Regions from separate parts of the Homo sapiens genome. Here all the other regions are linked to region 2. The links are chromatin loops, found by intact Hi-C in ENCODE. Cell type or tissue: dorsolateral prefrontal cortex. All regions are shown on one strand. Each heading gives the region's core, and the rest is flanking DNA. Links, peaks and the distances in the headings are about the cores only. Region 1 holds the start of LOC105370121 (a long non-coding RNA gene). Region 2 holds the start of LOC105370120 (a long non-coding RNA gene). Region 3 has its middle 83 kb from the start of CPAP.

What was found. Hi-C counts contacts between places; a loop is a spot of excess contacts. Peaks named below come from ENCODE experiments on the same cell type or tissue, not always from the same donor. Only the 100,000 strongest peaks of a DNase experiment are listed, where the experiment ranks them.
Region 1: a loop joins it to region 2, with 1.8 times the contacts of the local background. A loop is called at or near these places in 3 of 110 quality-filtered maps.
Region 3: it touches region 2 in a loop (3-fold over the local background); 51 of 110 quality-filtered maps call a loop at or near these places.

What each region holds. Positions count from the first base shown.
Region 1 is chr13:25,228,327-25,239,251 of GRCh38, reverse strand. It overlaps LOC105370121 (a long non-coding RNA gene), which reads left to right and starts at 2,932. Exons shown (of 3, transcript XR_941763.3): 1 at 2,932-3,713; 2 at 10,427-10,501; 3 at 10,671-10,925. In dorsolateral prefrontal cortex, for the core only: a CTCF peak has its summit at 6,112 (motif pointing left); no DNase peak of the experiment used is centred there; H3K27ac peaks cover 1,941 bases.
Region 2 is chr13:25,109,325-25,120,249 of GRCh38, reverse strand. It overlaps LOC124900613 (a long non-coding RNA gene), which reads right to left. Exons shown (of 3, transcript XR_941762.3): 2 at 8,721-8,830; 3 at 3,023-3,105. LOC105370120 (a long non-coding RNA gene) reads right to left here and starts at 3,031. Exons shown (of 3, transcript XR_007063728.1): 1 at 2,953-3,031; 2 at 1,547-1,672; 3 at 815-1,425. In dorsolateral prefrontal cortex, for the core only: CTCF peaks have their summits at 5,686 and 5,885 (motif pointing right); DNase peaks (open chromatin) are centred at 2,729 and 5,879; H3K4me3 peaks cover 275 bases; H3K27ac peaks cover 1,208 bases.
Region 3 is chr13:25,000,780-25,011,704 of GRCh38, reverse strand. No RefSeq gene overlaps it. Among named protein-coding and RNA genes, the nearest start is that of CPAP, 83 kb to the right of the region's middle. RefSeq lists a silencer at 6,300-6,594. In dorsolateral prefrontal cortex, for the core only: a CTCF peak has its summit at 6,400; a DNase peak (open chromatin) is centred at 6,336; H3K4me3 peaks cover 406 bases.

The DNA of each region.
Region 1 (10,925 bases), core at 1,128-9,127, 120 kb before region 2:
CTAAGAATTTTATATTTTTATGTCTTACATTTAGGTCTTTGATTCACTTTGAGTTAATTTTTGTATACAGTGTTAGGTAAGGGTCAAACTTTATTCTTTTGCATATAGAGAGCCAGTTTTCCTGGTGACATTTATTGAAAATACCATCCTTTCCTCCACTGAATGGTCTTGGCACCTTTGTTGAAACTCAGTTGACCACATATGTGAAGGTTTATTTCTGAGCTCTTTATGTTATTCCATTGGTCTGTATGTCTGCCCTTATGCCAGTACTACACTGTATTTAAATAAATAAATAAGCTTATTTATTTATTTAGTAGAGACAGGGTCTCACTATGTTGCCAAGGCTGGTCTCTAACTCCTGGCTTCAGGCAATCCTCCAGCCTCAGCTACCCAAAGTGCTGGGATTACAGGCATGATTTACCCTGCCAGCCGACACTGTTTGATTATTGTAGATTTGTAGTAAGTTTTGAAATCAAAGTGTAAGTCTTCTAATTTTATTCTTTTTCAAGATCGTTTTGGCTGTTCACGGTCCTATGAGATGGTGAATATGTATTCTTCCATAGGTTTTTCTATTTCTGCAAAAAATACCATGGGATTTTAATAGTTATTACGTGGAATCCGTAAATTGCTTGGGGTAGTATTGACAAATTAACAATATTGTCTTCCAGTCTGTGAACATGGGATGCCGTCTCATTTATTTGTGCCATCTTTAATTTCTTTTAGCAATATTTTATAGTTTTCAGTGTACAAGTGTTTAGTCTCATTGGTTATTTATAAGTATTCTTTTGATACTATTTTAATGGAATAATAATAATAATAATAATTATTATTATTATTATTATTATTGAGACAGAGTCTCACTCCAGTGCCCAGGCAGGAGAGCAGTGGCGTGACCTCAGCTCACTGCAGCCTTGACCTCCAGGGCTCAGGTGATTCTCCCACCTCAGCCTCCTGAGTAGCTGGAACTATAGGCAGGCGCCACCATGCTCAGCTACTTTTTTTTTTTTTTATTTGTCTCACTATGTTGCCCAGGCTGGTCTCAAACTCCTGGACTCAAGTAACCCTCCTGCCTTGACCTCCCAAAGTGCTGGGATTCTAGGCATGAGCCATTGTGCCTGGGCTAATTGTTCTGACTAGAACTTCAAGTACTGTATTGAATAAAAGTGGTGAAAGCTGGCATCCTTATCTTCTTCTTGATCTTAGAGGAAAAGGTTTTAGTCTTGCACCCTTGAGTATGGTGTTAGCTGTGGGGTTTTCATATGCCGTATGGCCTCTGTTATGTTGAGGTACTTTTCTTCTATTCCTAGTTTGTTGAGTATTACTTTACTGTGAAAATGTGTGAATTTGGTCATGTGCTTTTTCTGCACCAAGATGATCACGTGAGGCTTTTTCCTTCTTTCTTTTAATGTGGTGTATTACACTGATGGACTTTCATATGTGAACCACTCTTGCATTTCAGGAATAAATCCCACTTGGTCATGGTATATAATCCTTTTAATGTGCTGTTGAATTCAATTTGCTAGTATTCTGGTTGAGGATTTTTGCATCAGTATCCTTCTTTTCTTGAAACGTCTTTTCTGGCTTTCATTCAGCTATTCCTTAACGTTGGCAGAATATAGGTTTGTAAACTAGAGGAAGGGTGGCCACCATGAAAAGCTGACCACTTCGGCAAGGAAGAAGGAAGAAAAACATTTCTCAGATTTATTAACTGAACCATCATCCTTTTGCTCATCTTAAATTGCTCTGTTGATATGGTTGTCAAAAATATGAAAATTAAACACACAAGGTTCATATACAATATATGAGAAATTTTAGGTGCACTCTAGCCAAGCTATCTGAAAGCAAACATGGAATATCATAAAAGAAATGAAGTTGGAGATGTTGAATAGAACACATGTGTGTGAAACTGGGTGAGTGAGAAGCTCTTATTCAAATTACCAGATCACCAGACATTATTATCAGAGGATGTTGCTGTTCCTCAACTTAGTTTCAAAAGCTTGACAGAAGAAATTGTCAGCTCCTCTGCCCTCTGTTTTTAACTGATCCAACTGCATGCTTGTATACAAGACAGTTCCTCCAGGAAGATGTAAATTCCGAAGTCTTTATCTAATAATGTATTCGCTAGAAATAGCAGACAGTGGGCAGATTGTCAAGAAATAAGGCCTTGACAAGCAATCTTGGCATTTGAGGAGGGGAAGGAGGACTGGTGGCAAAGGCGTTGTGGCAAGGGAGGACCTAGGGGAATCGTGGAGGATTTGGGGCTCACTGGAGCCAGCAGAAGGTAGATTTTTTGAGCAGCTGGTAGATAGCGAAACAAAACATCAGAGAGTTTGGGAACAAAAGTTGAGTGGGCAGAGAGGGTGCCCTTTTCCTTCTTTGCTTGTCCTTGCGTAAGTCTGGGGGAGGTGTGTGTGTGAGAGAGAGAAACAGAGAGGCCTGTGGGACTGGGTATCTCAGGTCTCAGGGCTCAGCATCAGCTCCCTCTGCTCATACAAGCCCCAGCCTCGTTCTGTATTCCCCTTCAGCTCACTCGAATTCCTCTCCCCGCAGAACGTCTATTTAACGTATTGAATATATGCCCTTCGAGATGCTTGTCCTGCAAGTGTGTGTGTGTGTGTGTTTAAAATTTACATAGATGTTACTGAGTCCCTCTTTCTGCCTCTTCTGTTTTTGTGTTTGTTTGTTTGTTTGTTTGTTTTGCTTTGAGATGGAGTCTCGCTCTGTCGCCCAGGCTGGAGTGCAGTGGTGCAATCTCGACTCACTGCAACCTCCATCTTCCGGGTTCAAGCGATTCTCCTGCCTCAGCCTCCTGAGTAGCTGGGACTACAGGCGTGTGTCACCACACCTGGCCAATTTTTTGTACTTTTAGTAGAGACGGGATTTCATCATGTTAGCCAGGATGGTCTCGATCTCCTGACCTCATGATCCGCCCGCCTCAGCCTCCCAAAGTGCTGGGATTACAGGCGTGAGCCACCTTGTCTTACTCATATTATCTCCTTACTCTCCTTTCCTATGATTCTTTTTCCACGTTGCCCCCAACTCCCCCCAATTTCTTTCAGTCATTTGGCATTTATTGAGTGCCTAGTGCATGCCAAGTAGGGTGCTGGGTACATTACAGACATTGTTTGGTTCAGTATTCACAGTAACCCTGCAAGGACAGTGGTCTTTTCCTCATTTTTGTGAAGAAGCCAACTCAGCAGTTAGGTAACATGCTCACCATTACACAGCCAGCAATCTGTATTCACACTTAGCCTTGCTATTCCAAAACCCTTCTTAATCTTCATTAAAAACAATTCACCCAGCTCTCTCTTAAATGAAGAAATGATACTGACCAACGTGGCCATCTCTTAGGACCTAGGTAATCTCACTACTTGCAGATTTGCTGGCACTCCCAGCTAATGTGTGTTCAATGCTCATGGGAGGCAGCACAGGGCAGTGGTTAGAACACAGACTCTGGAGCCTGGCCGGTCCCTGCTCTGCCCCAAGCATCTGTGAACTTTGGACAGGTTGGCCATCCCCTCCCTCGAAAAACAAGCCAGGTTCGATGTGGTCGAGTGATGAAAAAGAGGTTTGCATGTTTTTAAATTCATTCACTTGACAAATATTTGATATGCCTACCACATGCCAGGTATTATTATAGAAACTGGGGACAGAGAAGAGGACCAAATACAAAAGCCGGTGTCCCCAGGAAGCTTACCTTCCAGTGTTAGCAGGTAAGATGGCTGCTATGAAAGGAAGGACAGGGGCCGGGCGCGGTAGCTCACACCTGTAATCCCAGCACTTTGGGAGGCTGAGGTAGGTGGATCACCTGGGGCCGGGAGTTCAAGACCAGCCTGGCCAACATGGCGAAACCCCGTCTCTACTAAAAATACAAAAATTGGCCGGGCGTGGTGGTGGGCGTCTGTAGTCCCAGCTACTTGGGAGGTTGAGGCAGGAGAATCGCTTAATCTGGGAGGCGGAGGCGGAGGTTGCCGTGAGCCAAGATTGCACCATTGCATTCCAGTCTGGGCAACAAAAGCGAAACTCCGTCTCAAAAAAAGATTAAGGAAGGACAGGGACCTTAACTTGAGGACAAACAGTAGGCTGATAACTATGATGCACCACTGTCTGCTGTGTGCTGGAGCCTGCTTCTGACTAATTGTGTAGTTCATTCTCCAAGGGCAAGATTTTATTTTCTAACAGCTTTATTGAGATATAATTTACGTACTTTAATATTCACCCATTTTAAATGTACAATTCAGTGATTTTTAGTAAATAGACAGTTTTGCAGCTGTCACTTCAATCCCATTTTAGAACATTTCCATCACTCCATAAGGCTCCTTCACACAAGAGGAAGGTGTAGTTTTTGGAATAAATGAAGGGAGGTGGTGTTTTTTGTGGAGAAAGTGCTGGCCCAAGGACCAGGAGAACCAGGACCTAGTTCCAGCTCTGCAATGGGCTCTGGGAAAGGCACCTCCCCACAGGGCCTCATTCCCTCACCTGTTACATGAAGGCATTGTTTGCCATGTTCCTTTACAGTTCTAAAATGTTGTGATTTAATTTAAGGAAGATCCAAGTATCTGGCAGTTCGAGAGGGACGCAATGGAGAAGAGAGATTTAAACTATAAGAGGAAAGGGAGTGTTTGCTAAGCAAATTATCGGAGGCATTCATGTGGGGAGTATGGGGAGTTAGTAAGGAGGGGAAGACTCAGGGCCTTCGAATCCAACCCAAGGATTTGAGTCCATCGACTGTCAGGGAGGTACCAGTGAAACTTTCGGTCATTCGTTTTTTTATAACAGAGAATGACCCAAGGTATGGTAGGCTGAAATGAGGTTCAAGTTTAAATCCTATCAATAGGAAGGAGAGTTTGAGCAAGTCAACCCCTGTAATCTTCTGCTTCTTTGTAGAGAATATCAACCTCACTGAATTGAAGTTAGTTGACAGGTATGTGTGAAGCACACAATCAGGCTTGGTGCCAAGTACTTGATGTTTTAATACAAAAGCTATTTTATGAATATTAATTTGGTAGCAACATAGTGAGTGGATTGGAGGAGAGCCGGTAGTTCAGTGTTTCTCAGAATCTGGTTCCCTGATCAACTGTGTCAGCATCACTTAGAGTACCTTGTTAAAAATGTAGACTCTTGAGCTCAGTCCCAGATCAGATGATCTGAGCATCAGACTGGGCCCTGAAGACCAGCATTTTCATAGGCTCCCAGGGGATGTTTATGCACATTTAAGAACCAGTGTGACAGGTTAGCCCTTAGTAAACATTACTTGTTTACTAAGTAAACAAGTTTACTTATTTTGCTGCAAGTTTACAAGTTTTGCTGCTGTAAATTACTGCTCTTATAGCATAAAGAAGTCTAGCTTGGGGAGGGGTCATCAAAGACTTCCTTTTGACCTGTTTGCATATAGGAGTAGGCTTTGGATGAATGTGTAGGCTCTAGCCAGGTAGGAAGGGGAAAGTTATCCAGTTAGAATATATATAGAGGCAAAGAAGGGACATCATGGCTTTTGGTGGGGAGCAACATATTTTAAAATATGATCATAATGAAAATGTGACTAGACAGTAGTAAGAGCTGTATTGGATGTCATATTGAGGAAGATGGAGAGGCAGTTTGGAGCTTTGGTTTTAAGCAAGAGTGATACAAGGTCAGATTGAATTTAGAGGGCCTAGGTATGAGCGTGGGTATAAAGCAGTGGTGACTTCCAGGTTTTTCACAGGCTGACTGGGATAGATGGGGCTGCCATTCATCTAGGAAGGGAATAGAAGAATCAGGTATGTGGGAAAGAGGCTTAGGTTTTAGGGGTATTACATGGAGATGTCTCTGAGACATCCAAGTGGAGCTATTTATACAAATTGGAATATGAGGCTGGTGTTAAGGGAAGAGATGTCAATTAGAGTGGGAAATCTGGAAGCCACCAGGTTATAGTGCAGAATTAAGCCATGGGCATGCATAAAATTTTTCAGTTCTTAGAATAAGATAAGAGATCTGAGAAGGAATCCCTCAAAACTGGGCAGACCTTAAGAAAAAACAGCAAAAGAGAGCGCACTGGAAAACCAAAGAGAGACAGGATCCAGGGAGGAAGTGTGATTGAGAAAATTATTAACTATGTCCAGTGCCACCTAGAGGTCATTTAAAGAGTAGAAATTGTCCCTGTCATTTTCATTTGGCAAGAGCAGTTTCAGTAGAGATTAGAGGCCGACATTAGGCAGTAGAGGCTTTATAGTTTAATGGGGGACATGAGTAAGTAGAGACCATGAATGCAGACTACATTTTTATCTTTATAACTTTTTTAATAAAATAACTGAAGTAGGACTGGGCATGGTGGCTCAAGCGTGTAATCCCAGCACTTTGGGAAGTCGAAGTGGGAGGACTGCTCGAGCCCAGGAGTTCAACACCAGCCTGAGCAACATAATGAGATTCCGTCTCTACAAAAATTTAGGTGTGGTGCCATGCATTTGTAGTCCCAGCTACTCGGGAGGCTGAATTGGGAGGATCGTTTGAGCCTAGGAGGTCAAGGCTACAGTGAGCCATGATCTCTCCACTGCACTCCAGACTGGGTGAAACAGCAAGACCCTGCCCCCCCACCAGAAAAAAAGAATTGGAAAAAGAGAATATATTAAAGATATCCTAGGGACTGGACATGGAAAAGGAAAAATGTCTCATTTCTTGTTCTGGACTATAAGGCTTTCTTTTAGTGGCAAGAAAGTGTTATTCTCTTTTTATCCTCGACACTTAAGCACAGTGCTTGCCATCCCGTTGGTGCTCAGGAAATCCTTATTGATTGAATAGATAGGTGGATGGATGGATATACAGGTCCAAACTTTTGAGGTTTTTTTTTTTTTAATTTTGGATTGAGTTGAGAAGAAATTTAAAGGAACCATGTTAAAATATTGCTACATACCAAGAATTATACTTTTAAATTTCAAATAGCCTGTGACTTTTCCATTTGCTAGAATTTCTCTCTTTTTTTTTTTCTTTTTCTTTATTTTATTTTGAAGCAGAGTTTCACTCTTGTTGCCCAGGCTGGAGTGCAGTAGTGCAATCTCGGCTCACTGCAACCTCCACCTCCCGGGTTCAAGCGATTCTCCTGCCTCAGCCTCCCAAGTAGCTGGGATTACATGCCTGGCTAATTTTGTATTTTTAGTAGAGATGGGGTTTTGCCATGCTGGCCGGGCTGGTCTCGAACTCCCGACCTCAGGTGATCCGCCTGCCTCTGCCTCCCAAAGTGCTGGGATTACAGGTGTGAGCGACTGCACCTGGCCCTTTTTTTCTTTTAATAGGCTTTCTCTTTCCTTCCTCCTAATTTGAGGCAAATATTTATTCTAAATATTTGAGTGCATTGCAGAGTTAGAAGCGAGTTAGGATTTTACAATTTGAATGTTAATGCTAGATAGAATGCAATATCATAATGGGATGCATCCAATATGGCTAAGAGCCTTCTGCCACTGGAGAGACCCCACTTAGAGGGCCTCTGTGCTCTGCAGCACCTCCTGGCAGTGGGGCTGGGATGGGGGGACTAGGGCCGCACCTCCAGGAGTCAGGCCAGGTGGCTCTTTGCCAAATGCTTTCTGAAAAAGTGCGATAGTAATAAATGTTTCATGCCCCTCCTTCCTGTGCAGCTACTAGGGAAGTGCTTTCGTCTTTGGGAGATGTAGTGTTTGTGGCTGTTTTCTCTGACTGTTCCCACTGCTTTAACCCAGTTTCTCACTCCGCAAGGGCCATTCATTTCTCCACTTACCCTTTCTCAAGGCATTTCACTCCAGATCCTCTGATTTAGTGTCCATTTTCAAGTCCCTGAGGATTTTGACTTGAACTAATAAATGTACAGCAGTTGCTCTTCCGGGACTTTATTTTATTTTTTTGAGATGGAGTCTCGCTCTGTCGCCCAGGCTGGAGTGCAGTGGCGCAATCTTGGCTCACTGCAAGCTCTGCCTCCCAGGTTCACGCCATTGTCCTGCCTCAGCCTCCCAAGTAGCTGGGACCACAGGCGCCCACCACCACGCCTGGCTAATTTTTTGTATTTTTAGTAGAGACGGGGTTTCACCGTGTTAGCCAGGATGGTCTCAATCACCTGACCTCGTGATCCGCCCACCTTGGCCTCCCAAAGTGCTGGGATTACAGGTGTGAGCCACCGCGCCCGGCCCCAGGACTATATTTTAAAGGATAAATATAAAAATAAAAGAGAGGAAGCTTCTCTGTATGGTGAAGATGAGTAAGTGGTAGAGGAACGGAACTCTCAGCTGTTTACATCTGACTCTGTTCGTTTAACCTCTTTGCCTAACCACGTGTTGGTAAGTGTTTCAGGTGTACTTTATTAGGACAAATTTTTGGTTCCTCCATGTGGTTAAGTGACACATGCATTAAATACTTTGCAAAGTGGCTAGTTCATTATATGTGACTAATTCATGTTGCTCTTCAAGAAACATTTTGTGAGTGACTTATGGGTCAAACATTGTTTAAGGCACTGAAAATGTGAAAATAAGACAGAAGAGTTTCTGCCCTGAAGGGTCTCATAAGATAGTGGGGAGAGAGGCAGCATGTAATACAAGAAAATGGACAGGCCGGCTACACCATTCCACCCGTGACATGGCCTGTGATGACTGGGTTTAGGAACAAGAGAGGGATGCTTTTGCTTTCCCTCGCTGTAGACCAGATGGGGGCATGTGGTAGGAGTCAGGAGCGCTCTACAGGAGAAATGGTAGTTGAGTTGAGTTTTAGGTGATAAGTAGGAATTCACCAGGTGGAAGAGGAGGAACATTCAAGATAAAGAGATTAACAAAAACAAAGGAATGAGGCCAGGCCGTGGCTCATGCCTGTAATCCCAGCACTTTGGGAGGCCAAGGTGGGTGGATCACCAGAGGTCAGGAGTTCGAGACTAGCCTGGCCAATATGGTGAAACCCCCGTCTCTACTAAAAATACAAAAATTAGCTGGGTGTGGTGGTGGGCGCCTGTAGTCCCAGCTACTTGGGAGACTGAGGCAGGTAATCACTTAAACCCAGGAGGCAGAGGTTGCAGTGAGCTGAGATCGCACCACAGCACTCCAGCCTGGGCAACAAGAGCAAGACTACATCTCAACTAGTCAACAAAATCATGACTAGTCCAGGGTGCTGCAGGCTCTCTGATGTGTTGGTGGGGATAGGTAGATGGGAGACGAGGTCAGAAGGTGGTGGTGGCCAGACGGTGCAGACTGTATTCTACTGGGAGCAGGTGCTGCGCTGTAAGCCTCTGGGAGCTGGAGGTTTTTAAGCAGGAGGTTACATAATCAGACATACTTTAGAAAGACCTTTTGGAATGAGGGCAGATTTGGGTTATCGGGTGTCAGATGCCTCTGGAGCCTTGTGCCACACCCCCTCACCTCACTCGGGGCAGTGAGCACTTTCCTGTGGCTTGGATGCACCTGGCACTAAAGCTTTTTTCCCAAGAGTACACCTCACACCTTCTGCACCCTGCTGTAGGTATTCTCCAGAGCCACTGACTCCAGGTAGGTTGTGCCCAGCTCAGAACCACCCAGCTCCAAAATGCAGGAGATTTAACCCTTTCAGGGGATTCCCTCACACAGGGAGGGATGGAGCCAGTGGCCACACGCTTCTCCTGGTCCATTCAGAGAAGCAACCTGCATGTGCCCAAGTGGTGGCACCGAGCCCCAGTTGCCTACAGAGGTGATCTCAGTAATTCATGTTTATGTTGGTTTTGCTCCTCCCATTATTCATTGGGCTCCTTCATTCCTGCCTCTTTGAGTAGTTTCCAGGTCGGCTACCTGCTCACAGGTTCTAGCAAAGCTCTGCTTTAGGGAAAGGAGGAGAGCGGGGATCCAGCATGAGACAACAGGTTCCAATGATGAAGCTTTTGCAATTGCTCAGGCAGTGATAAAACAGCAAACATTGCATGCCGGGATGTCAAGTAGGGGAAGGAGTAGGGACAGTTGTAGTGGGGAGAATCAAAAGGTCTTGAGGAACAGTTCAACGTGAGGGTGCAGCAGAAATAGGCATTTCTGATATCTCTTGGATTGCCGGCTGGGACCACAGTGTCATTAACCAAATTGAGAAATAAAGCTGCAGGGGTCGGGTATATGTGTGGGAGATTATGGGTTCTGCTTTTCATGGGAAGGATTGAAGGCACTGTGGAAAGGCAGGGGGAGACGGTTAGTAGGAAGCTGGGTTCAGGAGTCTGTAGCTCAGAAAACAGGTCTGTTTCTGGCAGTTTTGTGACTCATGAAAATACAAATATTATCTCATGTCAGTTGCATGGAACTCTTTTCCCAGACCTTTCGGGAAAGGGTCAGGTGCAATGAGAGCGCCATGGCAGTGCCCCTCTTTCCCCTGCCTCACTGTTTAGTTGCCTATCACCATCTTCTTCCCTTTTAAACATTAGAACATTTGCTCATTACAAATCATATTATCATGGCTTTATTATTTAATTTTGTCTTCCTGAGAAAAGGGTTCATGGTAAAGACAGAAATGCCTCCATCACCCCAGAGAGCAGGACACACAGGAAGGAGGGGCAGGTGTGCAGGTGAGGGGCTCGGGTTTTGTTCCAGGGGCTCTGGGTAGTCATCAAGAGGTGCAGCCACCAAGGACCATATATGCTTGGGTCAAGAGGACACCTACCTGGGAGTGGGGAGGGTTGACTGGCTCTGCCATTGTAACCCATGTTCTACTATCCCCCTTGTCCCTCTTTTTAGCTAACCTCTTACTCATCCTTCAAGATCATCGTAGGCCAATGAATCCTTGAATTTGTGGTCAACAAGAGGTCTTCTGTAGGCTGAAGTCAGGGCTGAGTGGTCTGCTTGTGATCTCCTAGGAATTCAAGTAAATCCATGTACTTCTTGAACATAGCTCATAGCAGAGGACTGAGCCGTGAAAATGCTTACATGCCTGCCTCCTCTGACACATTATAAGCTCCCTGAGGATGGGGACCAAGGCTTATTTCATCGTTG
Region 2 (10,925 bases), core at 1,872-9,871:
TCTCTCCTTTCTCTGTGTTGACCCTGGGCAGGATCAGGAGATTCAGCTGTCATGAGGTCATTAGGAGCATGCCACAAGGAACCCTGGGACAAGGCTTCAAGGGTCAAGCAACCCTTTCCCATTTTGGAGAGTCAGGAGAGACAGGGTGTTAGCTGCAGCCAAAAGGACAAGACCAACTTTACCACTTTCTTCTTTCAGGAGGAAGAATTCACTGAGTGAATTAGTCCCATTGAGCCTCAGCTTGCTCCTCTGTAAAATGGGACAATAATTCCTTTATAATTGTAGAGTATGGGGAGGAGTACTCTAAGCCAGTGCTCTGGGACTATGGCCTCTTATTTCTTGTCAGTAAGAATTTTTGTATTTTTGCCTGATAGTGCCAGGCGCACAGCCAATACTTTGTTTGTGGTGTAATTTATTTATATTCCTATTTCTCCCACCAAAATCAACTCTTCTCTGGCTTTGAAATCTCAGTGTGTAACACACAGTAATGATTCAGTAAATATTTGTTGGATGAATAAATGAATATGAAAAGAAATATAGAAAGGTCCTGGGAAAGGTGGTGCACACCTGTAATTCCAGCACTTTGGGAGGCTGAGGTGGGAGGATTGCTTGAGCCCATGAGTTCAAGGGCACAGTGAGCTGTGATTGCACCACTGTTCTCCAGCCTGGGTGACAGAGCAAGATCCTGTCTCAGAAGAGACAGCCAGCCAGACACACAAAGGAACACACACACACACACACACACACACACACACACACACACACAGGGAGAGAGAGAGAGAGAGAGAATTACATTAACCACAATACCACCTTCAACAGGACCCATAATATATTTGTGATTTGTTGTGAGGTTTTCAAATCTTATTCAAGTGTTGAATTAATTGCTGGTGCCAAAATTCGGAGTCACTTTAAAAAAGGTAAAAATTCAGCATGTGAAATTTGTTTTTTGACCTAGAGAGAGAGAGGTGTGCTGAGAAGGCCCCAGGGGAGCAGCCCTCAGCAGGAGGGTGGGTGGTGTCTCCTTTTGTCTGAAAAGGCAGGTGTGGTTCTCAAAGGAGAAGCTGTCCACCATCAGGGAATGGTGTGGAGGTAGGAGAAGAGAAGTGATTGCAGCCTGAGCCAATTCTGAGCGAGCTCGTGGGCGTCGGAGTTTGGCCCTGTATGGGAGGCAGGAGGAGTCCCCGGAGGGAGAGCGTTGGCAGTGCCCGTGGTCCATGGGTCTAGAAGCTGCTGCTCGTCATAGTGTGCTGGCTTCGTCACAGGCAGGGTGCTACCCGCTACCAGGCTCACTCTCATGGTGGTTCTGGGGATGATGTGCACTCACTATGTGAGTTGGGGGAGACACTCTCTTACCGGGATCTGGGATTCACTTGCTGAGCTGCTTTTTATTCATCTTTAAAGTTGTTTCAAAATTTGCAGGGAGAGCTTGCCAGGAGGAAACATGGAAAAAAATAAAAATAAAGCAAAAGCTTACTCAGAAGTTAGGTGAGCCACCATGGAATTTACCACATTACCTTAGGTTAATAAATAAACATAAAATTCTTACCAACGTGAAATAAGAGGCCACAGGAGCATGCAGAACATCATGATCTTGCAGAAAGAGATGAGGCTGTCGGCAGATGTTCCAGCCAAGCACTTCCTGCTTTGACATCTCGGTAAAATGCAGGGTTATCTGCAAAGCGGGTCTGAGGGGAATCAGCGTTTCCATTCTTAACATCTCAAATACCAACTGCAAAGAGGAACTTGAGAGTTCTTAATTGCAAAACTATGTCACATAAGAAGGTAGCAATGTAAAAAACCTCCGCATGGTAGAACTTAAAGGAACAGTAGTGAAAAATCTATCCAACCCGCTCATTTTCAGATGAGGAGGCAGAGGCATGGAAAGGCCCCACAGTGACAGAGCCCATTGGTTGCAGAATTGGGATTGCTGTCCCCACTCTGGGCCTCTTTCTGCAACACTGTTGCTTCTCCTGAACAAGTTGAGTAGCAAAATAACAATTTTATGATTTATAAATATATCTAGACATTCCCATAAACCTCCAACTTCATGGGTTCCTAGCTGGGAGTCTCTCTGTAACAAAAGGCAAACTAACAAGAGAAAAACAAACGGAAGTTTAACAATATGTGTATCTCCTGGATACCTGGGTGATGACCCAGAACAATGAGGAATTCTCTAGAGTAGACCCCAAAGAGTTTAAATGTCATGCTTAAATGCCATCTTTGTTTCTTTGAAGCAAAGAAAGAAGGGTGCCTATGCCTGGTGGATCTGGAAAGGCTTTCTAAGTTTTTCCTACGAGGTGCACTTCATAAATTGTGTTGAAATGTGATCACCAGCATTCAGAGGGACGAGGTCCTTCCTGAAAGGATTCAGGTGGACCTGGAACTGTGCCACTGGGAGAGCTCCCCTGAGTGCTTACCTGAGAATGGAAAACTGTCCTGAGAAGCAAAGTACTGTGGACTTGGGACCAAGGAGCAGCCTCGGGCAGTGCAAAGGCACATGCCCTAGGGGAAAGGAGCTGTGCTTGGCCTTGCCTTAGAGAGAGCAGGAGCAGGTTTATCAGCCAGCAGCTGCACTAAAGAAAAGGACAGAGTGGCTCCGGCAAATCTTTCCAGAGTGTGAGGGGACCGGGGGCAGCACTGGGGCGGGGGGTTTGCGGTGGATCTGAAACAGCCATGGTGTCACACGCGAGGGCCCCGCCCGGTCTACTCCCGTATGCTGAGGCCGCCCAGGCATTCAGGTGGCACTGATTGCATCAGACACAGAGCCCAGGAGCCTGACCCAGTCACGAAAGCACAAGGCCAGCCCGGGAGGACAGGAAAGAGCCGAGCACAGAGCTCTGGGCTCTCATGAAGACTGAGAAGCAGCAGTCGGTGAAAAGGCCGTGCTGGGATTCCCAGGGGCATCAGCAAAACAGGGGCGCAAACATTTTAAAACATTTTTAAAAAACTCACCAAAGTTCTGATTTTGCAATGAAAATATGGAAGAAGCCTCTTCCAGCTTCAGCGCACATGCCCTGCTTGTCTATTTTTGTGGCACCACAGCGTCGTCAGTGCTTAGGGCCTCTAAATCCTTACGATGTGGCTGAGAATGAGGCTCGATGAGGGCTCCGGAAAGAGAAGACAAAGAAAGCAAAACCTCATTAGGCTTTTGGACATCCAGGAAAGAATGTGCATTGAATTTTCCTTTTGGTGCCAAGTGAAACTGAAGATGCCCCCATTTTTGCCAAAACTCACCCTCCCGGCGTTTTCACACCAGCCTTCTCTTCTCTAGCCCGGTCTCCCATCCCGAGGACTGAGAAGGCAGGGTTAGGCCCCACCATTTGCCTCATGATCGCGTTTCTGTGGCTCATTCTCCACCAAAATCCATTACTCCTGGTGCATCTTTTCTGGTCTCATGCCTCACAGCTTTAATTCACCTTCATAAAGATTGTTCCAGCTGGGCACAGTGGCTATGCCTGTAACCCCAGCACTTTCGGAGGTCGAATCTATAGGATGGTTTGAGGCCAGGAGTTCAAGACCAGCCTGGGCAACATAGTGATGTTACCGGAAAGGAGTCCCGATCCGGACACCAAGAGAGAGTTCTTCGATCTCCCACAAGAAAGAATTCAGGGCAAGTCCACAGTGCAAAGCAAAAGTAAGTTTATTAAGGAAGTAAAGTGGTGAAAGAATAGCTACTCATAGACAGAGCAGGGCGTTCTCGAAAGTAGGAGGGGAAACACGTCCTCCCTAGGTATATACAGGATAAATCCTGTTTACATATGGGATAAAAAGAAAGATTGTGGGGAGATGTACTCTGCTACAAGGGTTTATGATAAAGGGTTAATTTTCTTAATTACTTTATTTTGCAAGAATTGATGTTATCTTTAAAGCAAAATTAAGAATGCTTCTGTTCTCAAGATACTGGGATATCAGGACACTCCCAAGTCTGGGTCTGTTTAGTAAACATTATCAACCTGTTCCCTTAACGGTAAACACCTAGAGGCTAAGAATACCTAACTTTCTGGGAATGCAGCCCAGCAGGTCCCAGCCTCATTTTTCCTAGCCCTCACTGAAGATGGAGTCGCTCTGGTTTGAACGCCCCTAACAGGGAGACCTAGCTAGAAACCTATGAAGGGTGGAGGAGAAAATTATTTTCACTCCCCTACACAGGCACTCTCATTCTCCTAGTTATCTAGGTTTATGTCAATGGAACATTTTTGAGTCTTTCTTCTCTGGCAAGTTAACATTTTTGTCAGTTATTTGGTCCTGTAAATCTTCCTTTCCCAGTGGCCTCTGAAATCTATATTTTCATTTCTCAAAACAAAATTCCTCTAGAATTCATGTCCTTATGTTATTTTATGTTTGGCAAGTAACGATATCAATTGATACATGTTTTGGGGGATAAATGATGGAAGAAAGTTCGTTTGCAAACCCTCATCAGAGGAGGAGTAACTGGGAGGCAGGGACAATGTGTGAATCATCCCCAGGATGTAGCAGGTCCTCTATACAGTCTGACTGAATGCTAATTAGAAGGAAAAGACAGGAGAAGACACCCACCTGGCCTTTCTTCCAGTCTCTGCTCTTACTAATCTAGCCTATTCAGTGTTCACAGATATTCACATTTCCATGTTCAAAATGTTCAGTCTCCTGTTAAATAAATCCTTTCTGTGTCATCCAAGGATTCACATATTTGACTGCAAGGCAGAAGAGAGGGCGGGGTGTGTGTGTGTGTGTGTGTGTGTGTGTGTGTGTGTGTGTTGGGGGGTGTCTCTGAGTTCGTGTGTGTGTGTGTGTGTGTGTTGGGGGGTGTCTCTGAGTTTGTGTGTGTGAGTGTGTGTGTGTGTGTGTGTGTTGGGGGAGTGTCTCTGAGTTCGTGTGTGTGTGTGTGTGCGCGCGCACATGCGCGTACCTGTGGTGGGTGCTTAGAAGATGAGACTAGACTGTGAGGAGGTGCAGGAGGACAGCAGACAGCCCCGCCATCTCACCATTTCCCCCTTGGTATTCCTCTGGGTCACTGAAGCTTTCTGAATCTTGAGAAGGGTGACTTGATAGATCAGGGAGCATTTCCATGTATTTCCAGGGCAAGTTTGCACCCAGGCGACCTCCTGTATTGGGAATTCCACCCAGTATTTACCTTTGGCGGAAGATCTGCCTTCAGCAACTGCCCAAGGTTTACAAAGTGGGTTGGGACCACTCCCTGGGCCTCTGAGGACACCACCTCCTGTGGGGTTACTGAGTTGAGAGAGCCCAAACAGAAGAGAGGGCTGACCAGGGCCAACCCTTGGAGTGGGCATGGAGCCTTTGTCCAGTGAGCTCTCAGGAAGTGGGCTCTGAAACTGCACAGAGGGAGGAAGAGGAAGCAGCGCTGATTATTATTAGTTTATTTTTGGACAACAACCCTATCAAGCACCCTGACATCATGAAACTGGACAGGGAAGACACCCAGCCCTCTGGTGATCAGACGCCATCCTGGCTGGGGTCCTGGGGCCCCAGCCGGCTCCCTCTAGCTGAGGGTGGGCGGGTGGCCTCGTGCTTCTGCCACTGTGCTTGAAAACATGCAGAGGCAGGCCTGGGGCCCCAGGAGAGGATACTGTGGGCTCCGCACCTATTTCTGTTTTCAATGGCGGAAGGAAAGAGGGAGACAAGTTAGGGTTTTGATATCTAAGACGGGTTCCACTCATTAGCTATTGTAGTCACTTATAATACAGATCAGGAAGGATGCCTTGCCTCCTAGATCAAGCCTTCATTATTTCAGCCCATTTCAGGGAGCCTTTTCCTCCTGTAACCACATCCACACCCGCAAATGCAGCAGGGCTGGCTTTGTCAGTCAGTGAGGTGAATCAGCTGGAGGTGATCTGAATTTTAAAACCATCTGCTCACTGCTGCTGAGCCTGGACTCTCCAGAAGATGGCAGCAGTGGGACACTGTCACCCAGGAGTCAGGCTTTGGCGGGACTAATTCCTCTTACTGGAGCCTGTATTACTTTGCACTACCAGTAAAAATATTCACTGTATGTAGAACAGTAACAACAGGATGAGTCTTTTGTTCAATATGATTGAATCGTATGGTGGAGAAACAGAAAAAAAACACTTTTCCTGTGGTCTCTAATTCAAGTGCTGGGTGTTATGTCCCAATTTCCAGAAAATACATCTTGCATATGCTGTTGGAAATCTTTGCTTCAATAATGAATAAGATCTGCTGCTTGAAAACTTGCTTTTGCTACAAGAGCTGTGAAACTGCAATTTGGGTTTTCTCATGTCTACTGTAGACTCTCAGTAAAGAGGAAAAGTTCTTAATATTTTTTCTCAGAAAGGACACTTGTTTTTTTTGTTGTTGGTGTTGTTGTTTTTTTTTTTTTTTTTTTTTTTTTTTGCAGAGCCTCGCTCTGTCATCCAGGCTGGTGTGTAGTGGCATGATCTCAGCTCACTGAAACCTCGGCCTCCCGAGTTCAAGCAATTCTCCTGCCTCAGCCTCCCAAGTAGCTGGGATTACAGGTGCGCGACACCATGCCCGGCTAATTTTTGTATTTTTAGTAGAGATACGGTTTCACCATGTTGCCCAGGATGGTCTCGAACTCCTGACCTCGTGATCTGCCTGCCTTGGCCTCCCAAAGTGCTGGGATTACAGGCGTGAGTCCCTGCGCCTGGCCAACACTTGTCTTTTTCTTAGACGGGGGAAGCTTTAACTCGGTTGTTTTAGTGATAGTTTAAGAGTTAATTTTACTCCTAGAAAGATGTCATTCAGTAGGATTGCATATGCTCTTCTCATTAATATAAATAGACCGAAGTCTATTTATATTAATGAGAATATATTTCGTATAGTAATTACTATACAAAAATGCAAAGCTTATTAAATAAATGCCTGTATTAGAATGTCTGTATATGTAAATATATATATTTATAGTTTAATATATTGTTTATACTTTAAGAATAAATTATATATACTATAAACATCTGATATATAAATATGGATCACAGATCTCACATAGTTGGAAAGTTCTTTCAACTTAATTTCATTTTATATTAAGACTGCAGACAACTGTTATATTAGAGGTCTGTATCGTAGCCAAGTGATATTTTTAAAAGCAAGCCAGTCTATGGCTGGCTGTTTCTAGCTGGCAAAGCCTGAAGCTAATTCTGAAGCACAGGGCACCTTATGTTAGCAGATTGTCGTGAGTAATGGAAATTGCACTTGGGATGAATGCCAGTTCATCTGGATTACCTGAAATTCCTTAGAGGCCATGGTGGAAAGGATCAGCTGTTCTCTGAGAGTGGGATACACTCTTACTCTCAATAATCCTCTGTCATTTTTACATTTGCTTTGACTCAGCTGCAGAGAATCTAAATCACAGCCCCACCAGCAAAACTACTCTAGGCAGACAGCATCTCCAAATGGCATACAGGAGGGATGACAAAGGGACTAGAAGCTCTCACCAAAGTCACAGTCTGCCTTTCCTCAGTTTCTTGTTTGTAAAATAAGAACTGGAGGGACATGGCATCTACGAGCCCTTTCAGTATTAACATTTCAGTCTTATTCTGGAGGTATTTGGAGAGAATTAATGATGTATCACCACCTCCTTCATTACTTCTGTCTAACTCTGCCAGAAGTAAGGGAAAGCATCCTCTCTTTGTTTCAGCACATTCACACAGGCTGGCTAATGAGATCCCACACTGAAAAAGCCTGGGACTTACACGGACTCTCTGAAATCTAAGTCCTCATTTGTAACATACAGCTTTTTAATACTAGCTTCATAAGTCCCAGATCCCTGCAAAGGTAAATATTTTATTTTCTGTAACTATGTTCAGAGTAGCAGTTCTCTGAATCTGTGTATTGCTCCTGGCAGGAAGCAAATGTCAGCTCATTCCTGTGTAATTGACATGTGACATCTTAGTTTCCAGACTTAGCTAAAGTACTTACTAATAGATTTTAGATGACAGATAGGACCTTTCTTTTCTGTCACCCTTCAGTGGGAAAATCAGAAAGATAGAAAGAACTCTGATGCTTTTTTTTTTTTTTTTTTTGCTGGTCTTATAGTAATTTTGGAAGGAGAAAGATCAAATTTTTGGAAAGAGAATGATCAAAATAATATTAAGAAAAAAATAGTAGTTCTGAAAATATTAAGAAAAAATATATATGGATATATATATATATATATATATATATATACACACACACACACACACACACATGGATGATGTTTTACTTGTCTGTTTAGTGAACACAAGTTTGTTGAATTGATTTGGAAGGTAGTGATTTTTAAATCATATTTATCAAATTTCATTAAACTGAGAATTACATATAAAAGCACCAGATCAATGCATGGGGCACAGTCACTCAGCAAATGTTAATACCATTTTTTACAACATGTACTTGAAGGGTGATTATTTGTAATAATCTCAGGAACATCTAGATTATTTGCATGATAACAGCTCATATGAAGAGATTATGATAAGCAGATTGTTGGCTGGTTTCACTCAGGGTTTTCTTAGACTAGGGTCGGCTGAGACTGAATACCTTTGAAGATGAATCATCCTGTTAGTAAGAAAATGAACTTGGCTCGGGTAGCCCATTGCATCCTTTCTGGTCTGTTTTCCCTTAAGTTCAGGTACAAAATCTCTTCTCTCTAGAAGTAGAATGTGTTTTACCCCTGCAAGGGATGGGCCCACCTGTCTTTGTAGTTGGGAAAACTTGCTAGTGGTTGCTACAGTTTCACAAGAAGCTCTGCACAAACAGAGACTTACCTCCTGGCTTGATAGCTGTGTCTTCTCTTGATAGTTCCCAAACAGTAGAGGCTCAGCCTTTGGGATGGGGCTAACGAGAGAGCAGAGGAGCTCTATTCATTCTCAGGTGCCTGCAGATGTGAACCAGACAGGGAGCAGTGCTGAGCACCAGGATCCTAAGACAGGTGCTCATTGATTATGACAGATGCAAATTCAATAAACATTTGACAAAAGCACAGTATCTTTTTTAAAGAAAAACAAATGCCTTTTCATTTGTAAGATTGCTCTGACAAAGTAAATGTCAGTGTAATGCAAGTTATAGCTTATTCTATTCTCTATCACCATAGTTACTTTTAGTGAGTCATCTTAACTCTTCAGAGCATCAACATTGAAGGGCTTTATTTTCCCATTAACAACCATTAGCTGCACTCTGTTAAACACCACCACTCCATTCTCTCAGAGAGGAATCTTGCTTAATGACATATCAGTCCAATCATATAAACCTTAGTATTTTCAGTTATTAGAACATTCTCATTCTAAAAATAACTACTCCTGTTCATTTTTTTAAAGAAAGACATTCATTTTTTAATTGAGGTGTATATTGAAAACTATAAAACCTTGTTGAAAGAATATAAAGACATAAATAAAGGAAATACATTCATGTTCATGGATTGGAAGACTTCATATTATTAAGATAGTAATACTCCCCAAATTGATCTACAGATTTAACATGGCCTCTGTTAAAATCCAGGCTGCCTTTCTTTTGCAGAACTTGACAAGCTGTTCTAAAATTCATATGGAAATTTATAAAACTAACAATAGCCAAACAATCTTGAAAAAGAAGAATAAAGATGGAGAACATTTACCTCCCAATTTTAAAATATATGTCAAAGCTCCAGAAATCAAGATACTACAGGGTTGACATGAGGATAGACATAGATTAATGGAATTGAATTCAGAGTCTGGAAGTGAAGCCTTACATTTATGATCAGTTGATTTTTGACAAGGTTGCCAACATCAGTCAACGTGGAAAGAATAGTCTTTTCAACAAATGGTAGTGGGACAACTGGATATCCACACACACACACAAAATAAAGTTTGATCTTTATCTCACACCATATACAAAAACCAACTCAAAATGGGTCATAGACCTACATGTAAGAACTAGAAGTCTTAGAAGAAAACTCTTACAAGAAAACTTTTTTGCTTTTTTGTGCCATCTCTAAGAAACCATTGCCTAATTCAAAGTAAAATAATATCTACCTTGAATTAGGCAATGATTTCTTATATATGACACAAAAAAGCACAAACTTCAAAAGAGAAAAACAGATGAATTGGGTTTCATCAAAAGCAAAAATGTTTGTGCTTTAAAGAATACCATCAAAAAAGTGAAAAGATAATAAATAGAATGGTAAAAATATTTGCAAATTATATCTGATAAGAGATTTGTGCCAAAATATATAGACTCTTTTACAACTCAACAATAAAATTTCAGTAGATATTTCTAAAAAAATGTACGAATGAACAATAAATACATGAAAAGATACTCAACATCATTAAGTCATTAAGGAAATCCAAATCAAAATCGTAACGAAGCACCACTTCTCACACACTGGAGTAATTAATATAAAAAAGAGACAATAACAAGTGTTGATGAGAATATGGAGAAACTACAGTCCCTGCACATTGCTAGTGGGATTTTCAAATGGTGCAGCCATTTGTCAATTCCTCAAATAGCTAAACATATAGTTACCATGTAACCCAGCCATTCTACTCCTAGAGCATTGAAAACATGTATCTATACAATAACCTGTATATAAATGTTCATAGCAGCATTGTTCCAGATAGTCAAAAAGTGGAAACAACCCAATTGTTCATCAACTGATGAATGGGTTTTTAAAATGCGGTGTATCTACACAATGGAACATTCTTCAGCATAAGGAGGACTGAAGTACTGATTCTTGCTACGACATGCATAAATCTTGAAAACGTCATGCTAGGTGAAAGAGGCGCGTCACAAAAGGCCTCAACAAAGTGAAGAGAAAACCCACAGAATGGGAGAAAATATTTGCAAACTATCCATCTGATAAGTGATTCATAACCAGACTATGTAAGGAGTTCAAACAACTCTATATGAAAAAAAGTCATAATCTGATTTTTTAAATGGGCAAAAGATCTGAATAAGCATTTCTCAAAAGAGACATACAAATGGCAAATAGGTATACG
Region 3 (10,925 bases), core at 1,871-9,870, 110 kb after region 2:
GGTATTGCCATATTGCCCAAGCTGGTCTTGAACCCCTGAGCTCAACTGATCTGCCCGCCTTTGCCTTTCAAAGTGCTGGGATTATAGGCATGAGCCGCCACGTCCAGCCTCTAACATACCCTCTCTGATACTGATCCTGCTGAAGCCTGAGCACCACCAGGCGAGAGAACAGTGTCATTCCAAAGGAGGGTTTCCTTCTTCCTACGCTTTAACTTTGGGTCTTACTCTCAGTCCAGAAAGGTGGAACCAGGTAGCTTTTACCTTCCTAGTTCTCTGCTCCCAGAGGTTCCTGCAGAAGTTGGAATTTCCTTGTTCTGTGGCTCAGTTTGTTAAAAATGAAAGTGTGTGGGAGAAAAAGGTTAGGAGAAGGTAGCTAGTGATTGCCCGTGGCCTGCCCGTGGCTGTGGCCTCCTGCCACCACCTCACTTTCCTCTGGTTTCCGGGGTGGGTCAGCAGCCTCCCCTCTCCTTCAGCGGAATCCTCTGGGCTGCTCTGAGGTCGAAGCACCTTGTATGTTATGTGAAAAATATTTCCAAGCAAAGTGCTTTGCCTCCAGCTGCGAAATTGATTAGTGGTTTAAAATCCCCAAACAGTGTCTACCATCAGCTGGAGTTGCTATTTTAAACCTGGACAAAAAAGAGTGTGTGAGAGGGGAAGGGATTGTGTATTATGTACAGGAAAAAAAAACAGTTTTAAAATATTCTTTTCCTCCGAATTGGGAAATGGCACACACAGGGGAAGAAATGTATGAGGAAATGCAATATTATTTTACTTCCTATATTAGAATTTTTTGTTCGAATAGCCTAAAATTTAAAATTTAGTTAATTGTAACAAAGCTCCTTCTGAAATTGGAATCAAGAAATTTAGCTTATGGGGATTTAAAGGACTGTGGAATTAGATGAAAAAGAAGATGAAATTCAGCGCCTGCAGACTCTGGGGAAGGTGTGTTCCTTGTTGACCGCTTGCCTGGGTGAACTGTCTGGTTACATTCAGGAACACTCTATGCAATACCACATGGAAATCAAAAGTGATTTTTACAATAGACCTGACAGATTCAAATTATTCCTCACATCTGGATTGTTTTCCCCTCCAAGTTCGTTGTTCTCCATAAAAATGAGTTTCAAACGTCCAGTTAAAACCTGCCAATCACAACCAGCTCCTGAATGACTGCTGGGTAAATAATGAAATGAAGGCAGAAATAAAGATGTTCTTCGAAACCAATGAGAACAAAGACGCAACATACCAGTATCTCTGGGACACATTCAAAGCAGGGTATAGAGGGAAATTTATAGTACTAAATGCACACAAGAGAAAGCAGGAAAGATCTAAAATTGACACCCTAACATCACAATTAATAGAACTAGAGAAGCAAGAGCAAACAAATTCAAAAGCTAGCAGAAGGCAAGAAATAACTAAGATCAGAGCAGAACGGAAAGAGATAGAGACACGAAAAACCCTTCAAAAAATCAATGAATCAAGGAGCTGGTTTTTTGAAAAGATCACAAAATAGACTGTTAGCAAGACAAATAGAGAAGACAAGAGAGAAGAATCAAATAGATACAATAAAAAATGATAAAGGGGATATCAGCACCGATCCCACAGAAATATAAACTACCATCAGAGAATACTATAAACACCTCTATGCAAATAAACTAGAAAATCTAGAAGAAATGGATAAATTCCCGGACACATACACCCTCCCAAGACTAAACCAGGAAGAAGTTGAATCTCTGAATAGACCAATAACAGGTTCTGAAATTGAGGCAATAATTAATGGCCTACCAACCAAAAAAAGTCCAGGACCAGAAGGATTCACAGCCGAATTCTACCAGAGGTACAAAGAGGAGCTGGTACCATTCCTTCTGAAACTATTCCAATCAACAGAAAAAGAGGGAATCCTCCCTAACTCATTTTATGAGGCCAGCATCATCCTGATACCAAAGCCTGGCAGAGACACAAGAAAAAGAGAGAATTTTAGACCAATATCCCTGATGAACATCCATGTGAAAATCCTCAATAAAATACTGGCAAACTGAATCCAGCAGCACATCAAAAAGCTTATAAACCATGATCAAGTTGGCTTCATCCCTAGGATGCAAGGCTGGTTCAACATATGCAAATCAATAAACGTAATCCATCACATAAACAGAACCAACAACAAAAACCACATGATTATCTCAATAGATGCAGAAAAGGCCTTCGACAAAATTCAACAGCCCTTCATGCTAAAAACTCTCAATAAACTAGATATTGATGAAACATATCTCAAAATAATAAGAGGTATTTATGACAAACCCACAGCCAACATCATACGGAATGGGCAAACCTGGAAGCTTTCCCTTTGAAAACCGGAACACGACAAGAATGCCCTCTCTCACCCCTCCTGTTCAACATAGTGTTGGAAGTTCTGGCCAGGGCAATCAGGCAAAAGAAAGAAATAAAGGGTATTCAATTAGGAAAAGAGGAAGTCAAATTGTCCCTGTTTGCAGATGACATGATTGTATATTTAGAAAACTCCATCGTCTCAGCCCGAAATCTCCTTAAGCTGATAAGCAACTTCAGCAAAGTCTCAGGATACAAAATCAATGTGCAAAAATCACAAGCATTCCTATACACCAATAACAGACAGAGAGCCAAATCATGAGTGAACTCCCATTCACAATTGCTACAAAGTGAATAAAATATCTAGGAATCCAGCTTACAAGTGATGTGAAGGACCTCTTCAAGGAGAACTACAAACCACTGCTCAACAAAATAAAAGAGGACACAAACAAATGGAAGAACATTCTATGCTCATGGGTAGGAAGAATCAATATTGTGAAAATGGCCATACTGCCCAAGGTAATTTATAGATTCAATGCCATCCTCATCAAGCTACCAGTGACTTTCTTCACAGAATTGGAAAAAACTACTCTAAAGTTCATATGGAACCAAAAAAGAGACCGCATAGCCAAGACAATCCTAAGCAAAAAGAACAAAGCTGGATGCATCATGCTACCTGACTTCAAACTACACTACAAGGCTACAGTAACTGAAACAGCATGGTACTGGTACCAAAACATATATATAGACCAATGGAACAGAACAGAGGCCTCAGAAATAACACCACACATCTACAGCCATCTGATCTTTGACAAACCTGACAAAAACAAGCAATGGGGAAAGGATTCCCTATTTAATAAATGGTGCTGGGAAAACTGGCTAGCCATATGAGGAAGCTGAAACTGGATCCCTTCCTTAAACCTTATACAAAAATTAACTCAAGATGGATTAAAGACTTAAATGTAAGACCTAAAACCATAAAAACCCTAGAAGAAAACCTAGGCAATGCGATTCAGGACACAGGCATGGGCAAAGACTTCATGACTAAAACACCAAAAGCAATGGCAAGAAAAGCTAAAATAGACAAATGGGATCTAATTAAACTAAAGAGCTTCTGCACAGCAAAAGAAACTATCATCAGAGTGAACAGGCAACCTACAGAATGGGAGAAAAGTTTTGCAATCTACCCATCTGACAAAGGGCTAATATCCAGAATCTACCAATAACTTAAACAAATTTACAAGAAAAAAATCAAATGACCCAATCAAAAAGTGGGCAAAGGATATGAACAGACACCTCTCAAAAGAAGATATTTATGCAGCCAACAGACACATGAAAAAATGCTCATCACTGAAAAAATGATGATGAAAAAATGCTCATCATCAGAGAAATGCAAATGAAAACCACAATGAGATACCATCTCACGCCAGTTAGAATGGTGATCATTAAAAAGTCAGGAAACAACAGATGCTGGAGAGGATGTGAAGAAAGAGGAATGCTTTTACACTGTTGGTGGGAGTGTAAATTAGTTCAACCATTTTGGAAGAAGTGTGGTGATTCCTCAAGGATCTAGAACTAGAAATACCATTTGACCCAGCCATCGCATTACTGGGTATATACTCAAAGGATTATAAATCATGATACTATAAAGACACATGCACATGTATGTTTATTGCGGCACTATTCACAATAGCAAATACTTGGAACCAACCTAAATGTCCATCAGTGATAGACTGGATTAAGAAAATGTGGCAGGTATACACCAAGGAATACTATGCAGCCATAAAAAAGGATGAGTTCATGTCTTTTGCAGGGACATGGATGAAGCTGGAAACCATCATTCTCAGTAAACTATCACAAGGACAGAAAACCAAACACTGTATGTTCTCATTCATAAGTGGGAATTGAACAATGAGAACACAAGGACACAGGGTGGGGAACATCACTCACTACGGCCTGTTGGGAGGTGGAGGGCAGGATAGCATTAGGAGGAATACCTAATGTAAATGATGAGTCGATGGGTGCAGTAAGCCAACATGGCACATGTATACCTGTGTAACAAACCTGCATGTTGTGCACATGTACCCTAGAACTTAAAGTATAATAGTAAAAAAAAAAAATCAGCTTAAGATGTTACAAAAAAAAAAACCTGCCAATCATTCATTGCCTGAGGACACTAAGCCTGCAGAAAAGTTTAGCCATGGATCATTCCATTAATGTTGCCATAAGTTGTATTTTTTATTGATACTTAATATACATATTTATGGGATACATGTGATGTTTTGATACATACATACAATGTGTAGAGCAAATCAGGGCAACTGGGGTATCCATCACCTCGAAACTTTATCATTTCTTTGTTTTTTTTTTCTGTTTTGTTTTTGTTTTTTTGAGACACAGTCTTGCTCTGTCACCCAGGCTGGAGTGCTGTGGTGCGATCTTGGCTCACTGCAACCTCTGCCTCCCGGGTTCAAGCAATTCTCCTGCTTCAGCCTCCTGAGTAGCTGGGACTACAAGTGCATGCCACCAGACCCAGCTCATTTTTGTATTTTTAGTAGAGACGGGGTTTCACTATGTTGGCCTGGCTGATCTCGAACTCCTGACCTCGTGATCTGCCCACCCCAGGCTCCCAAAGTGCTGGGATTACAGGCGTGAGCCACCGCGCCCGGCCTATTTGTCATTTCTTTGTGTTAAGAACATTCCAAATCTTCTCTTCTAGCTATCTTGAAATATGCAATATTGATAAGTACAATCATCCTACTGTACTGACAAACACTAGATCTTATTTCTTCTAACTGTATGTTTGAACCCATTAACCAACCTCGCTTTATCCCTCCTCTCCCCCTACCCTTCCCAGCCCCTGGTAACCATCACTCTAACCTCTTCTCTATGAGATCAACGTCTTTAGCTCCCAAATACAAGTGAGAACATGCAATGTTTGTGTGTGCCTGGTTTATTTCACTTCACACAATGATCTCCCGCTCCATGCATGCTGCTGAAAATCACATGATTTCATTCTTTTCATGGCTGACTAGTATTCCATTGTGAATATATATAACATTTTCTTTATCCATTCATTCATTGATGGATACTTACGTTGATTCCACATGTTGGCTATGGCAAATAGGGCTGTAATAAACATGGGAATGCATATATATCTTTGATATACTTACTAGCTTTTGGGGGGTATATATGCCTAGAAGTGGGATTGCTGGATCAAATTACCCATAACTTTATTTACCCTGCAAACATTTATTGAGCACTTACTTTGTGGTAGACTAACACAGAATATAAAAGTAAAAAGATACTTAGTCTATAGGATGGAGACAAATGTGATAAATGATTAATTAAATAAGATGTAGTGAGTGCTTTGGTGAATCTTGCTCAACCTGGGCATAGAGGAGGGGGCAGTGAAGAAACCCCCCTGAAGAGGAGACTCCCAAGCTAGGTGAAGAAGAGGGAGAGGGGGTTTAAAGCAGGAGGAGGGGACTCTGCAAAGACAGACCAGTCTGAAAACACGAAGGACTGAGAAGTCCTCCTGACTGGCAGGCCACACCTGGAGAGCGGCTGTGGAATGGAGCTGGGAAGAGCATTCAGCTGTTGCTAGCATCGTCTGCCAAGGTCAAACTCTAGAAGATAACTCCATTGGGAGTTTGCAGATGGCCTGGACATGTTGGATGGAGGGCAGACAGACCAGACAGAGAATACAGGAGAAGCAAACTGAATATTTTCATTTGTATCTCAATTAATTACATCATAAACTGTCATCCTCCCAAACCACATCTGACACTTCCCCAACCAAAATAGGCCAGAATTCCTGCAGGATAAAATTCACTGTTATAAGATCAGTGACTATTTGCAGAATGCAACAAACAAATCAACAAAAGACTTCTTTTGAAATTTCCAATATTATTAAAGAAAAAAACAGAAACAATGTTTTTAGTTGTGAGGTATATGTGTTTAAAAAATGTTTAATGCTACCCTAATATTCTGAAACAGAAGGATGCTGCCATCTGGTGCTCAGCCACTGTTTTGGGAGCAAGTTATGAGGAACAGAAAACTACTATTCTTTTGGCCCAGATGTTTTATTTTCAGCTAATGCATAAATTCTTACACAGTGCAGGGGGAAAAAATCAAAGTTCGTGATAGAAAAATACATAAAATTTGAAAAAACAAATACAGATATCATGGGTGGAAAAGCTGCAAGGATCGCATTGGAAGCAAGTGTGCGCTGCCTTCACAAGCTCGGGGACAGGACTGAGAACGGGAGAAATGTCTCTCATGCCCCCTGCTGTCTACTGGCCTGACCTGCAGCATCCAGAGATTTTTCAATCATTTTAGAGAAAATCCTGTCGATTTTTCCTTTAACCCAGAACAATTTACATCACAGTGAATTTTAATTCATCATCCTTATTTACGAAAGCTTCCTCCTCCTTTTTTATTATTATAACAATAAATATTTAAGCGCGGTAGGCAGAGGCCTGGTGCTTGCTGATGGCTGTGTGCATGGAATTCACTCTGGCTGCAATGTGGGGGCTAATTAAGGATGCCAAGAGGAGCTCGAGGACGTGATGAGGTGCCTGCTACCCGTGAATAAACGCGGGAGGTCTTCTGAAATAATTACTGAGAGGACAGGGACCAAGGCTGCGTGTGTATACACTGCAGTAGAGTGTGGGAAAGAGAAGACCAGTGCTGAGCAGAGACCATAGCCAAAGAGGAAAACCGTGAGGACAGGAGGAGAACCAGAGGTGGGCACTTGGCGGGAAGCCCTTGTGTACACTGGACCATGGGAGGAAGAAGAACCTGACTGGACCCGGAATTCAGTGTTGCTCCATCTAGTTTAGATGTAAGACACACAGTAGAGTAAGCATCTCTCAGTAAACAAACGAGAGGCCATTAAGAAAAGAAAAGAAATCCCATTTTAGAGAAGCAATCAAATAATGTGGTCAAACTAGTGAAGAAAATGGTTTACCTATATCTGCTCTTCCAGTTGTACTAGCAGCTTCTAAAATTTGATGTTCAAAATTCTTTTTTTTCTTTTTCTTTTTCTTTTTTTTTTGCGACGGAGTCTCGCTCTGTGGCCCAGGCTGGAGTGCAGTGGCGCGATCTCGGCTCACTGCAAGCTCCGCCTCCCGAGTTCACGCCATTCTCCTGCCTCAGCCTCCTGAGTAGCTGGGACTACAGGCGCCCATCACCACGCCCGGCTATTTTTGTTTTTGTTTTTGTTTTTGTTTTTTGTATTTTTAGTAGAGACGGGGTTTCACCGTGTTAGCAAGGATACTTTCGATCTCCTGACCTCGTGATCCGCCCGCCTCGGCCTCCCAAAGTGCTAGGATTACAGGCATGAGCCACTGTGCCCGGCCTAAGATTCTTTTAGATCTAAGAACACGAAAAAACTTAAAACCCACACCACAGACTTTGAGGAACTATGTTTCCCGCATGTGGTTTTGGTGGGAAGAGGAAATAGAACCACCACAACTCAATGAATCTATTTATTCACCTGTTCCTTGGAAGCCCAATCTCCTCCACCTCCTTAGCCTTGAGACCAAACCCCCAGCACCGTGCCCGCTGCACATGAGATCTCAGTAAATGTTTGTTTATAGGATTTGAAGTGACCAAGGTAAAATGACGCAAGGAGGTCTCACAGACCCAGAACAACGACCACTATTGTATCATGAAATACTCCACAACTCTTTTGTCAGTAGGTTGGATATTTTTGTGAAGCAACTCCTCATGTGCTGATATTTATCCACCCTTCTACCATATTTCCTCAAGAGTACCTTATTGTCAGTCTCCACCCACTCCCTCTTCCCCTCAATGAAAAAGTATTCCTGGGCCGGGCGCAGTGGCCCATGCCTGTAATTCTAGCCCTTTGGGAGGCCGAAGCAGGCAGATCACCTGAGGTCAGGAGTTCGAGAGTAGCCTGGCCAATATAGTAAAACTCCATCTCTACTAAAAATACAAAAATTAGCCAGGTGTGGTGGTGGGCACCTGTAGTCCCAGCTACTCAGGAGGCTGAGGCAGGAGAATTGCTTGAACCTGGGAGGTGGAGGCTGCAGTGAGCTGAGATCATGCCACTGCATTCCAGCTGGGCCACAGAGCAAGACTCCGCCTCAAACAAACAAACAAAAAAAGTATTTCCAGCAGAAAGCCACCTGTTCATTCTTTCCTACACTGAATTATTATAATCACAAAGGCAGTGCTTTTCAGAGCACAATTAGTGTGGCTGCTCAAAAACATCATAAGGCATAACAGCTAACAAAACTTATCTTACTAATAAAAATCACAAGATAATTCAATTGTATTCAAAGGAAGAAGAAACACTATTTTTTTTTTTTTAGGCAGAGTTTTGTTCTTGTTGCCCAGGCTGGAGTGCAATGGCACCATCTCAGCTCACCACAACCTCTGCCTCCCAGGTTCAAGCAATTCTCCTGCCTCAGCCTCCTGAGTAGCTGGGATTACAGGCATATGCCACCATGCTTAGCTAATTTTTTGTATTTTTAGTAGAGATGCATTTTGGTCAGGCTGGTCTCGAACTCCTGACCTCAGGTGATCCATCCACCTCGGCCTCCCAAAGTGCTGGAATTACAGGCTGGAGCCACCGTGCTTGGCCAGAAACACTTTTTATTGACTAACACCCCTGGTTTGACTTAAGTGAAGTGGGAAGAATGGAAGAAGTGGGAAGAATGGAAGCAGGTTTAAGTCCACAGCTTCCCGTGCTTCGTGCTTTCACGGTCCAGGGATAATATTTTCAAAACACAGCGTCTCTGCCCTTTTGAGATGCAGCAGACGAACACGACAGTCACGCCTTACTTTCTCCCAAGAATTAAAAGAATGTGAACTATGCCTGGTAAAACAATCTTCGGCTATACCCACTGAATGAACCCAGGAACACGGTGTGTCATCGGGAGAGGGCAGCACACTCCCCCTGGCTACGTCCAGAAGCTGGTTTTCCTTTGAGTCTGCTGAAGAGCTTCCCGAGGCCTCACTCCACCCTAAAAAGCCCAGAGTTACAAGTGTGGGTGGCCGTGAACTGTAACCGGGTGGCTCCCCAAAAATCAAGGCTGACTCCTCATGCAAATTTCAGGACCACCCTGGATATTAAAACAAACAAACAAACAAAAACCATATAGCGAGTTCTCTTTTCTGGGACCTGGAGTGGTCCTGGCTCCCACCCGCGTAGAAATGATTCCTCAATGTGAAAACTCCAAGAAGCCTTACGGGCAGGTGGCTTTCTTGGTTCTGCAGAAGTAAAATCCTTGAAGCGACTTATTCAGGGGTATCTAAATTTTTGTTTTTATTTTTCTAAGTATTAGATGTGGCTGGTATTTCTGGGCATAGTTCCATAAACGTCATCTTTAGGATAACTTGACAAATCCTGACCTGGCCAGATGCAGTGCACACACCTATAGTCCCGGCTACTCAGTTGGCAAGAGGCTGAGGCAGAATGTCTCTAAAGTCCAGGGTTCGAAACAGCCTGGGCAACATAGTGACGCCTCATCTGAAAAATAGTTCATGAAAAAAAATACTGACATGAGGGGTAAAAAACCACATTCAGGAAAAGCCTGATCTTGCAGTTGGTGTGTAATCGCATATTTCCCAGTGAAGATTGCATTTTATTTTGCCTAAGCTGGGGATCAGCAGTGGAGCATGTGCAGAAGTCAGCAGAGTGGAGGAAACACCCAAAGCCACATGCGGCCGGTGGCTGGCCTGTATTGAGAGGAAAATGACAGACCATGGGTTCCATCTAGTGTCCTATTTCTTGGGAAAACCAAACAAACAGCAAACAGAAAGCCTGAGCAAATAGCCTTGAGAACTGCAGGCTGGCAAGAGATTGCAGACATGTTACCTCCAGAAAGTTCTATCCCAAGAGGGAGCCTTAAAAAATAAAAGTCTTCCTAAGCAGAAAAGACACTTTGGCAGGGAGTTTTGGAGCAGGAAGTTTTCCCAAATGATTTACCTAGGGTGGTCCATAGTTGGGTTAGTTTTTGTGTTAGGAAATCTTTTCTCGAGCCTCCTGGCTGGGGACAGGGAATTTTTCTGGGAATTGACAAGACTCTGTAAAAACAAAGTATGTATCTATTCTCTGACCTGACCGTAAACTATATGAGCTCAGACAACAGACTTTTTTTTTTTTTTTTTTTTTTTGACGGAGTCTCGCTTTGTCACCCAGGCTGGAGTGCAGTGGCGCAATCTTGGCTCATTGCAAGCTCTGCCTCCGGGGTTCACGCCATTCTCCTGCCTCAGCCTCCCAAGTAGTTGGGACTACAGGCGCCCACCACCATGCCAGTTAATTTTTTGTATTTTTAGTGGAGATGGGGTTTCACCTTGTTAGCCAGGATGGTCTCGATCTCCTGACCTCGTGATCTGCCTGCCTCGGCTTCCCAAAGTGCTGGGATTACAGGTGTGAGCCACTACTCCCGGCCAACAGATTTTTGTTTCCTGCTGTCACCCCAGGGTCCAGCAAAATGTGTGGCAGAGTGTCTGCACAGGAAACATTTATTACAATACACATGCAGATTAAAGTATTGACGAATCATATCATACACCTGACAAGACTGAAAATTGCCCAAGTGAGCCACATGTCAGCTGAAGGCACTCTA